Regions from separate parts of the Homo sapiens genome. Here region 1 is linked to region 2. Evidence: read pairs that join two places in POLR2A ChIA-PET (ENCODE). Cell type or tissue: PC-3. All regions are shown on one strand. Each heading gives the region's core, and the rest is flanking DNA. Links, peaks and the distances in the headings are about the cores only.

Evidence for each region. Peaks named below come from ENCODE experiments on the same cell type or tissue, not always from the same donor. Only the 100,000 strongest peaks of a DNase experiment are listed, where the experiment ranks them.
Region 1: POLR2A ChIA-PET joins it to region 2 with 8 read pairs; 3 of 35 experiments call an interaction of 5 or more read pairs at or near these places.

Annotation. Positions count from the first base shown.
Region 1 is chr1:14,335,252-14,340,638 of GRCh38, forward strand. It overlaps a transcript of KAZN not described here. Among named protein-coding and RNA genes, the nearest start is that of KAZN-AS1, 82 kb to the right of the region's middle. In PC-3, for the core only: no CTCF peak of the experiment used is centred there; a DNase peak (open chromatin) is centred at 2,590.
Region 2 is chr1:14,402,741-14,408,127 of GRCh38, forward strand. All of the region lies in intron 1 of KAZN-AS1 (KAZN antisense RNA 1), which reads right to left. It also overlaps a transcript of KAZN not described here. Among named protein-coding and RNA genes, the nearest start is that of KAZN-AS1, 15 kb to the right of the region's middle. RefSeq lists an enhancer at 962-1,790. In PC-3, for the core only: no CTCF peak of the experiment used is centred there; no DNase peak of the experiment used is centred there.

The sequences.
Region 1 (5,387 bases), core at 292-5,291, 67 kb before region 2:
GAATGTAGTGGTGCGATCTCGGCTCACTGCAACCTCCACCTCCTGAGTTGAAGTGATTCTCCTGCCTCAGCCTCCCGAGTAGCTGGGACTATAGGCATGTGCCACCACACCTGGCTAATTTTTGTATTTTTAGTAGAGACGGGGTTTCACCATGTTGGTCAAGCCGGTCTCAAACTCCTGACCTCAGGTGATCCGTCCACCTCAGCCTTCCAAAGTGCTAGGATTACAGGCATGAGCCACTGCACCTAGTCCCTCCTCTCTCTTAACCTCTCTTTTGACCTCTCTCTGGCTATGTGACGCACCTGCTCCTCCTTCACCTCCTGCCATGATTTTAAGTTTCCTGAGGTCCTCACAGAAGCCAAGCAGAGGCTGGTGCCATACTTGTATGGCCTGCAAAACTGTGAGCCAAATAAACCTCTTTTCTTTATAAATTACCCAGCCTCAGGTATTTCTTACAGTAAAACAAAACAGACTAATATAGGCGTGCATGTGCGCGCACACACACACACAGAGAGAGAGAGAGAGAGAGAGGCAGAAATTCAGAGATAGAGATGGAAGGACAGAAAGTCAGAGAAACAGATGGACAGGGAAGCTCTCACTTCTGTTTTGTTCTATTGGTTGATGGCACAATGGAAAGAATACCAGAGCTGGGGACCACTGGAAACAATCTAGGACAAAGAAGACAAACCAGAGAAGTTGGTCAGAAGGCTCCTGCAGCAATGCAGGTGAGAGACACTGGGGTGTCCCTCACCACGGAAGTAGCAGCAGAGGAGAGGGAAGTGCTGGGTATATTTTGGGTGGGTGCTTACAAACAGGATGTCCTGACTCATTAGATCTGAAGTATGTGAATAGGTAATGGAGTAAGGATTGCTCCAAGGCTTTTGGCCTGAGCAACCAAAGAATGGAGGCTACTAATCTGTCTCTATGGATTTTCCTATTCTAGATAGTTCATATAAATGAAATTATACAATATGTGGCTTTTATGTCTGGCTTCTCCCACTTGGTGTATTTTCAAGGTGCATTCATGTTGCAGCATGTATTAGTACTTCATTCCTGTTTATGGCTGAATAATATTCCATCATATAAATATATCACTGAGTGTTTCTCCATTCTTTAGCTGATGAACATTTGAGATGTTTCCAGTTTGGGGCTATAACGAAGGATGATGTATGAGCATCTCTGTATACAAATTTGACAGTTTTCAATCCTTTTGAGTATATATCTGGGAGTCAAATGACTGTGTCATATGCTAATTCTATGGTCAACTTTTTGAGGAATCACCAAACTCCTTTTCACAGCAGCTGCACCATGTTACATTCCTACCAGCAATGCACAAAGGTTCCATTTTCTCTACCTCCTCATCAACACTTGTTATTGTCTTTTTTACTTTAGTCATTCTCATGATTGTAAAGTAGTATCTCATTATGGCTTTGATTTGCATATCTCTCATGACTAATGATGTTGACTATCTTTTATGTGCTTTTTGCCCATTTGTATGTTTTTGGACAAATGTCTATCCAAGTCCTTTGCCCATACATAAATTTTCTTTGTCTCTTTGTTGAATTATATTTTTTTATATAATCTGGTACTATATTCTTAGCAGATATATGATTTGCAAATATTTTCTCTCATTCTGTAAGTTATCTTTTCTCCATCTTGATAGTGTCCTTTGGTGTACAAAGTTTTTAATTTTTATGAAGTCCAATTTATTCAATTTTTTGTTGCTTATCTGGACAGACTACAAATACTTATCCATGTAAAAATGCAATAGCATTGTCAGAAGGAGGTGAGAACAGGTTCCAAGTGGGAAAAATAACAAACATCCACTGCAATTAGCAGCTTCACTGGTTGTTAGACAATTTAAATGAGATGACGCATATGAAGCACTTAGCACAGAGTAAATGCCTGGTAATTGTTAGCCCTTATTATTTGAAGCTAGCACAAGTGTTTGATATGTAATTTTGAGAAGAATAAATATGGTGCAGGCAGGTGTCACAGTTCTTTCTCTTGTTCTCTGTCAAGAGTAACCCTAGATCATCTGTGGAGGGAAGGATGAAAGAAAAATGGTATTGAAAGCATCCATACTGGAAAAGGATGTGAATGGTTTTAAATGTTCTTCCTTTCCTTGACATGGCAATAGTTTACAAGTTTAGTCTTTAGGGAGGAAAATATGTTTAGAACCCTGAATTTACAAATACTATTTTCCCTCAATAGGTCTTGTATATTGTTAAGACTTGAAGCAGAGTTTTAGATGCATGTAAACAGAATCTGAAATCCCTAAAATTGTCCTCCTTTCCTCCATTGTTCCTGTTTTAATCCTGGGGCAAGTAGCTATTGGTTCATTTTTAAGAGAAGCCTCCTTGGCTGGGTGCGGTGGCTCACGCCTGTAATCTCAGCACTGGAAGGCCGATGTGGGTGGATCACCTGAGGTCAGGAGTTCGAGACCAGCCTGGCCAGCATGGCAAAACACCGTCTCTACTAAAAATACAAAAATTAACTGGGCGTGGTGGCGCGCATCTGTAATCCCAGCTACTTGGGAGCCTGAGGCAGGATAATCGCTTGAACTCAGGAGGCGGAGGTTATGATGAGCCAAGATTGAATCACTGTACTCCAGCCTGGGTGACAGAGCAAGACTCTGTCTCAAAAAAAAAAAAAAAAAAAGAGCCTCCTCTGTTTGAGAAATTGATCTTAATACCATCTGCTGCTGTCACTCTTGATTTTCTCCAGTGTTCACTGGCTTACCTTCTTTGCTCATAGAAGGTAATTTTATCCACATTTCCTTGAGTAACCAAATCATTCTGGTGAGAATGGACCCCTTCCCACCCTCCAGAGAGAGAATCTCAATCTGCCTAAGGCAATCAAAGAGACCTGTCTCTCTTCTGACCCAGTGATGGTTTTAGGAATGACATTGACCCCCTTCTGGTTAAGAACATGTGAACAGGCTGGGCGCAATGGCTCACACCTGTAATCCCAACACTTTGGGAAGCCAAGGTGGGTGGATCACTTGAGGTCAGGAGCTTGAGACTAGCCTGGCCAACATGGCGAAACCCCATCTCCACTAAAGAAAAAAAAATACAAAAAAAATTAGCCAAGCACGGCAGTGTGCACCTGTAGTCCCAGCTACTCGGGACACTGAGGCAGGAGAATCGCTGGAACTTGGGAGGCAGAGGTTGTGATTAGCTCAGATCGTGCCACTGCACTCCAGCCTGGGCAACAGAATGAGACTCCATCTTAGAGAAAAAAAAAAAAAAAAAGAGAGAGAGAGAGAGTGAGAGAGAGAAAAGAAAACATGTAAACAAAAGCCTGCTATGCATTTTCTGGGAAAGGTGTCCTCAGAAATAAAAGAGAGGCGATGGAAGGAAATTTCCTTTTCTTGCTGTATGTCGTCATGTCTCTGGGCAAAGCCTGAAACTGCTGGAGCCAACTTGGTGATCCCAAGAGGAGTCCATTGTGTTCAATCTGGCAGGGTAGGAAGCACCAAGGTCTTCTGTTGGTGTCATTGAGCAAATTAGCCAATCAGGGATTTATCCCATGTTCAGACTTCTCAGTACATAAGTGAGATGAAAAATGTCCTTTCTGTCTAGCACACTTTTAATTGAGTTTTATGTTGCTCGTAGCTGAAAGCACCCTGAAGGATGCATTATTTCAGAAGGGACCCACATAGGAGAGCCATGATGGAAGGGGACACCCACCTAATTGGGCACATTGCTGAATCAATCCTTGGGACCAATGTGATGAAGATGTCACAGTTCGATTGCCCAGAGACTCTGAAAAAAGAAAAAAAGAAACTCTCATGATTTTCGTGGGGATTCACAGACAAACAAGATCAGACGTAACAGAGAGAGACAGAGACTGAGAGAGAGACAGAGAGAAAGAGGGGACTGGATTCTTTATAAAATAAGAAAAGGAAATAACACAGAAAGAAAGAACATAAAAACAGGCGTTCAAAGCTCCCAAATGCTATCATCCCTCAGAACACACTCCTGTTCTCATTCTTTGAATGGGGAAGAGAAAAAAGCAGCCAAAACATAAATTCTTGAAACACTATAGACCCTGAGCAAATTGATTCTCTAATAAATATGAATTAAATCTCTCCTATGTATTAGGCATAGGAGAGGAGAGAAAATCAAATGGGTGGAACAGAGCATTAGTCAGAGTTCTCCAGAGAAACAGAACCAGTAGGATGTGTATATGCACCAAAAGAGACTTATTACTGTAAGGAATTGGCTCACTTGATGACAGGGGCTGACAAGTCCCAAGATCTGCAGTCAGCAAGCTAGACACGCAGGAGAGCCGACGTTTCTGTTCGAGCTCAAAAGCAGGAAAAAAACTGATATTCGAGCTCAAAGGCAGGAGAAATTTCCTCTTTTATGTGTGGGGGGAAGTCAGCCTTTTGTTTTATTGAGGCCTTCAACTGACTGAATTAGCCCCATTCACATTAAGGAGGGCAATCTGCTTTATTCACTTTAGCAATTTAAATGTTAGTTTTATCCAAAACCCACTTGCAGCAATACCTAGAATAACGTTTGACCAGATATCTGGGCACCACATGAGCTAGTCCAGTTGACACATAAAATTAACTATCACAAGTAGCAACAGCTTTTCCCTGAAAATACAGCCTTTCCCCCTTCCCATGAGTTATCCTTAAGGGCTTAACTTGTATATTAACAAAACACCACCCAATTTGCTACCTATCGTCTTACCCTGCTGCTTCAAGCAGCTCTCCCACCATGCTTCACCTTGAAGTTCCCCAGCTGTGGTTTTCTGTGGATTTTAGCATTACAGTGAACACATTTACATATCTGGGTGTTTCATATTCTTTGTTATGGAATATGTAGCTTATAAAATCGGGGAACAGAGTGAAGGGTCTTCCATCAGCATGCTGGGTTCTGAGCATCCGCACTGTGTGAGGGTTGTTTCTTGCATCATTAAATTGCTGGCTTATTGGAAGCTACTTCTTATTTATCTTTGGGTCCCCTGTGCCCAATTTCTGTGCTTTGCACAGAGCAGACATTCAGGAAATATTAGTTGATTTGGATATTAAGCTATGTGTTTCTTTTGAGAAGATCACTTTATATAACCAAGTTTTACTGCTCTCCAGATCTCTGAAAATATTTTAGTAGGTCTCTGTTTTTCTTAAGTCACTGGATGTCAGCCTGGTAAAAGCAAGAGATTGACGTCACAGACTTGGAAATCACAACAATTTGGGTGTAACCCCCAGTTCTGGCAGTTACTGAGTCAACTCAGCCATGTTTCTTAACTTCTTTAAGCCTGAGATTATTTTTCTTCTGTAAGGAAAAATGTGTGTTTCAGTGCCAAGCTATGCATTGTCACAGAGACACCTCTGCAGGTTATCTGACTCTAATCTTATACAAGTTGTAGATAAC
Region 2 (5,387 bases), core at 94-5,093:
TTATAATGAAAACTATGACACTGGTGAAGAAATAGGTTAATAGATCGATGAAGGAGAATAAAAATCTCACAGACCCAAATGGATATAGAAACTTTTTTTTTTTTTGAGACAGAGTCTCACTCTGTTTCCTAGGCTGGAGTGCAGTGGCACAATCTTGGCTCATTGCAACCTCTGCCTCCTGGGTTCAAGTGATTCTCATGCCTCAGACTCCCAAGTAACTGAAATTACAGTGCATGCCACCACATCTGGCTAATTTTTGTATTTCTAGTAGAGACGAGGTTTCGCCACATTGGTCAGGCTGGTCTTGAACTCCTGGCCTCAAGTGATCCACCCCCTTGGCCTCCCAAAGTGCTCGGATTACAGGCATGAGCCACCACACCCAACCTGCATATAGAAACTTAATCCATAATAGAGGTGACATTGCAAATAAATAGAAAAAATATAAACCATTAAACACCTTTACAAATGGTGCTGGGAGAATTAGCTTTGTATGTAAGAAAAAAATGAAAGTACATCCTTACTTCACACCATACTCAAAAATTAAAACAGATGGATCAAAACCTAGATGCAAAAAGAAAACTTTAAATCTATTAGAAGAAAATGTCTTTGAAGCTTCAGGCTCAGCCAAGAGTTCTTAGTAAAGATCCCTTTACTCCCCAAACGAAAAAAAAATCAGCAAAAGAAACATTAATATTTGGTTCATTTCAATTTTATAAGCCTTTTGTGAACAAAATTGAAAGACAAACCACAGACTCGAAGTAGGTATTTGCAACATATAACTGAATTAGTATCTAGAATATATAAAGAATTTTCAACATCAATAAGAAAAGGACAAAGAACCAACAACAAAAGAACCACACTAACAAAATCAAAATAGAGAAATGACAGAAAAGAAATATGAAATGGCCAGTCTAGAACCCATGGGAGGAGAGCCTCAACCTCACTCACAGTCTGGAACTGCAACTAGTAACGAGATACCATTTCACAGCATCTGTGGAGGAAAGTTTAAAACCTGACAGTATCAAGTGTTGGTGAAAATGCTACTGCTGGAAAAGTGATGAAGTGGCATCATTTTTCTGGGGTAATACCCAACATTCATTGCCTCATACCAAGGAAATCAAGGATGCAGACACACTATAGTGAAGTTAAGAGCGGAAGTTTAATAGGCAAAAGAAAAAGAAGAGGTCTCTGCGCAGAGAGGTCCCGGAGAAAATGGGTTGCCGCTTCTGCAGTGAAATGCGTAAGGTTTTATAGAGGAACTTGAGGGGGTGGTGTCTGATTGACATAGGGCACAAAAGATTGATCGGACCAGGTGTGCCACTTGCATAGCACGCAAAGAACTGGTTATGACTAGGTGTGCCGTTTGCATAACACGGGAAGAGGCTGGTCGCCCCACCCTCATCTTTTATTATGCAGATGGGTTATCTACCTAGTTGACGCTGTATTACCTGCTTTTACTGTACCCATGGTGACAAAGAAAAGGGAAGACGGAGACTCCATGTCGAACATGCCTGAACCTCAGGTAGCCCTTTCCTATTGGCACAGCTGCCAGCATTCACTTGTGCAAGCTTCCAACTTGCTTATCTGTGTCTGCAGCTCGATTTTTCAGGCTGCTCTTTGTTAGAAAAGAAATGATTTGGGTGCTGCTTTTTGTTGAAAGGGAAATTCCACTGCGGACTCTGTTGCCCTTACTATCTGCCTAAATAATTTCTTTCTATCTCCCGTATCAGTGTGCTGGAACAACAAGGTACCTGGCAGGCCTAAACAACAACAAAAAAATGCATGCACTAGAATCCAGCAATTCCATTTCCTGAAACAAGTTCTCCCTCAGTGCCTAAGGAGATATGCATGAAGATGTTCACTGCAGCACTGTTTACTCTGGGAAAGAAAAACTTAGAAATAATTAAAATGTCTGTAAATAGGAGAAAAGATCAATGGGCTCTATTCATAAGATGCATCACTTAACCCAGTTAAGAGAATGAAGTACTGAAAATTCTCAAAAATAGTAAGAAAAACAAACTAATTGATGAAATGTATATATGCAAACACCAACATATATTGTCATTGACATGTATGTATTGTAAAAGAGTAAGAAAGGTCCACTTAAAGAACACTCAATAAATTCCTTAAGAAGGAATGCTATCTAACACCTGGCATTCTGTCACATCATTGTAAAGATGAGTGTGGAAGAAGAGCAAATGTTCACCATCCTGCTGGGAGAGCTCCTCCTGGAATTCTATGCCTTTGTGCATTCTTTATGTTTTCTACATTGCATTAAGGCAGCTAAGAAACATCTTGTCTTTGTGTGTGGTGGGGGGTAGGGGGATAGCAGTGTGTGTGAATAAACCCACCTCCTGAATACATATACAAAATGCTTTCAACTCAGAACTTTGCATACCACTGCTCAGAGCAGACCAAGGCTATGTGTTGTCATGACAACAAACTCAACGATTTGAAATGCAGATTCTTTCTCTTTTGCTCTGATGGAAACTGATGAGGAATGCAAGATACTTTGTATTGGGTATGAGCCTGTTTGAGTTCAAATGTGATATTAGAATTGGTTGTATGCCCAGCGGGGAAGGAAATGTATGATTTACAAAGCATTGAAACCAAGAAATCATATAGATTTTCAGGAAAGCCTGTACATTGATTATAAAGTTTTGACACTTAAGATCCACTTTGAGTCTTGGCAGTCCTATAAGAGTAGTTTTGCGTTGTGTTGGAGAGGAAGCGGGAGAGGCAATGGGATAAACACTCTGGTTCTAGAGTCCAAAAGACCTGCCTCAGCACTTCCTAGCTGTGTGTCATTTGGGCAAGTTACTTACCATATTAATCAGCATCCTCCAGAAAAACAGACCCAATAAAATGTGTGTGTGTGTGTGTGTGTGTGTGTGTGTGTGTGTGTGTTTATACAGAGAGAGAGATTTATTATAAGGAATTGGCACTCACAAGATTATGGAGGTTTACAAGTTCCAAAGATCTTCAGGGTGAGTTGACAAGCTGGAGACCCCAGAAAGCCCATGGTGTAATTCCAGTTCAAAGACCAGCCAGCTCAAGACCCAGGAAGGGCTGATGTTTCGGTGTGAAAGCAGTCAGGCAGGAGGCATTTTTTCTTATTTGGGGGAGGATCAACCTTTTTGTTCTATCCATGCCTCCAAGGAATTGGATGAGGCCTGCCCACATTAGGGAGGGCAGTCTGCTATCCTCAGTCTACTGATTTAAATGTCAATCTCAGATGGTTAATCGGTGCACAAAATGAGAAGTAATGAATAATAAGACCTACTAGTTGATAGCACACAATAGGGTGACTATGGTCAACAATAACTTCATTGTACATTTTGAAATAACATAAAGAATGTAATTGGCTTGTTTGTAACTCAAAGGATAAATGCTTGATGGGATGGATACCCCATTCTCCACAATCTACTTTTTTCACATTGCGTGCCCGTCTCAAAACATCTCAGGTACCCCCTACATATATACATCTACAATGTACTCACAAATTTGTTTTTAATAATTTTAAAAAATAAAAATAAAAATTACATTTAGGATACCATCAATCAACAAGTGGATAAAGAAACTGTGATATATATACACACAATGGAAGACTACTCAGCCATAAAAAAAGAATGAGTTAATGGCATTTGCAGCAACCTGGATGAGATTGGAGACTATTATTCTAAGTGAAGTAACCCAGGAATGGAAACCCAAACATCGAATGTTCTCACTTATAAGTGGGAGCTAAGCTATGAGGATGAAAAGGCATAAGAATGACACAATGGACTTTGGGAACTCGAGGGGAAAGGATGGGAGGGGGGTGAGGGATAAAAGACTACAAATTGGGTTCAGTGTATACTGCTTGGATGATGGGTGCACCAAAATCTCACAAATCACCACTAAAAAACGTACTCATGTAACCAAATACCACCTGTTCCCCCAAAACCTATGGAAATTAAAAAATTAAAATGATTAAATAAACAAGTATTAATCTCATCCTAAAACACCTTCTCAGAAACAGCCAGAATAATATTTGAGCAAATATCTGGATGCCCTGTGGCCCAGTCAAGTTGACACATAAAATTAACCAACACACTCACACTCTTTGTGTCTTGGTTTTCTCGATTGTAAAAGACAGCTAATAATAGTAGATAGCTCATAGGCTTGAAGTGAGGAATAAATAAGCTGCTGTACATAAAGTGCAAACAGAAGAGCTGAGACTTAGCAGGCACTCGATAGCTGTGTACCGAATGAATTTCCAGTTTCGCAAGTCATCTATGAGTACCCCCAAAATAGATCACTTAGTTTGCTTGTTTTCATGCTTTATAAAAATGGTAGCTTCAGAGACTTGCTTTGTTCACTCAACATTACACTAGCAACATTTGTATTCAGATATTACTGAGAATATTCATTCCGTCGATGGACATGTGGGTCATTCCTCGTTTTTGTATTTTCAACAATGCTCCTGTGAACTCTTGTCCATGGCAGAGGGCTCACCTCTGGGATTTTCTCTAAGACCTGGGAGAGGACTTGCTGGGTCATAGGATAGACAAGTATTTAATTTTATAAGATTGAGCTAAATTATGTCCCAAAGTGCTCAGTTTGTTGAATGAGAAAATAGTGATCAGATATTGTTCTGCTGGTCATTGAAAGAAGTCCTTACAAAGACTATCCAACAGGCAAAAGAATCTTGTGGTGGTAAATGGGGGGAAAAAGAGGGATATGAAGTTAAGTGTGATTGTAGCTCCAAAGAAAAGAAGGTGGAGGCAAAGCAATATAATACCAGAGTTGCAAGAGAAGATGTGAACAGGGTATAAAATCAGACAGATCTGGGGTCAAGCCTCTCCCTGTCCACAACCTGCCTGTGAGACCTTGAGCCAGTTTCCTGATCTCTCTACACTCATGTTATGTCATTTTAAAATGAGAATAATCACACCTAGCGTAGAGTGTTGTATAAACTGTTATCATGCATATAGTAAGTTCTTAACAAATGATGGACAAAAACACAAACAAAAACCATGTCTTTTTTTTTAAAAAGACAAATATGCACTTGAATGATTACTGAGGCTTATGGTAGGTCTTAAGTTATGAGTGGTTTAGTTTTTCTACTTTCAGAGCTCCTGGAAAGTGCTTATATTGCTTTCAAAATGGGAAAATTAATTTGTTTTTTAGACATTTCATTATTTGCTACTTTATGCAGGTTCTTTATGCTACTTTTATTTACTCACACACCTCTCAATTCAATTTATCACATCCATGGGGAACTGGGCAAAGTGACTGACTTCAGTTAGAGCAGGCAGCAGGTACCTGATTCACCAGGGGGCTGCCCCTCAGGTCAGGTTTTGCACAAGCTGAGAATGATCCCCAATTAGGACCTATTAAGGTGAGAA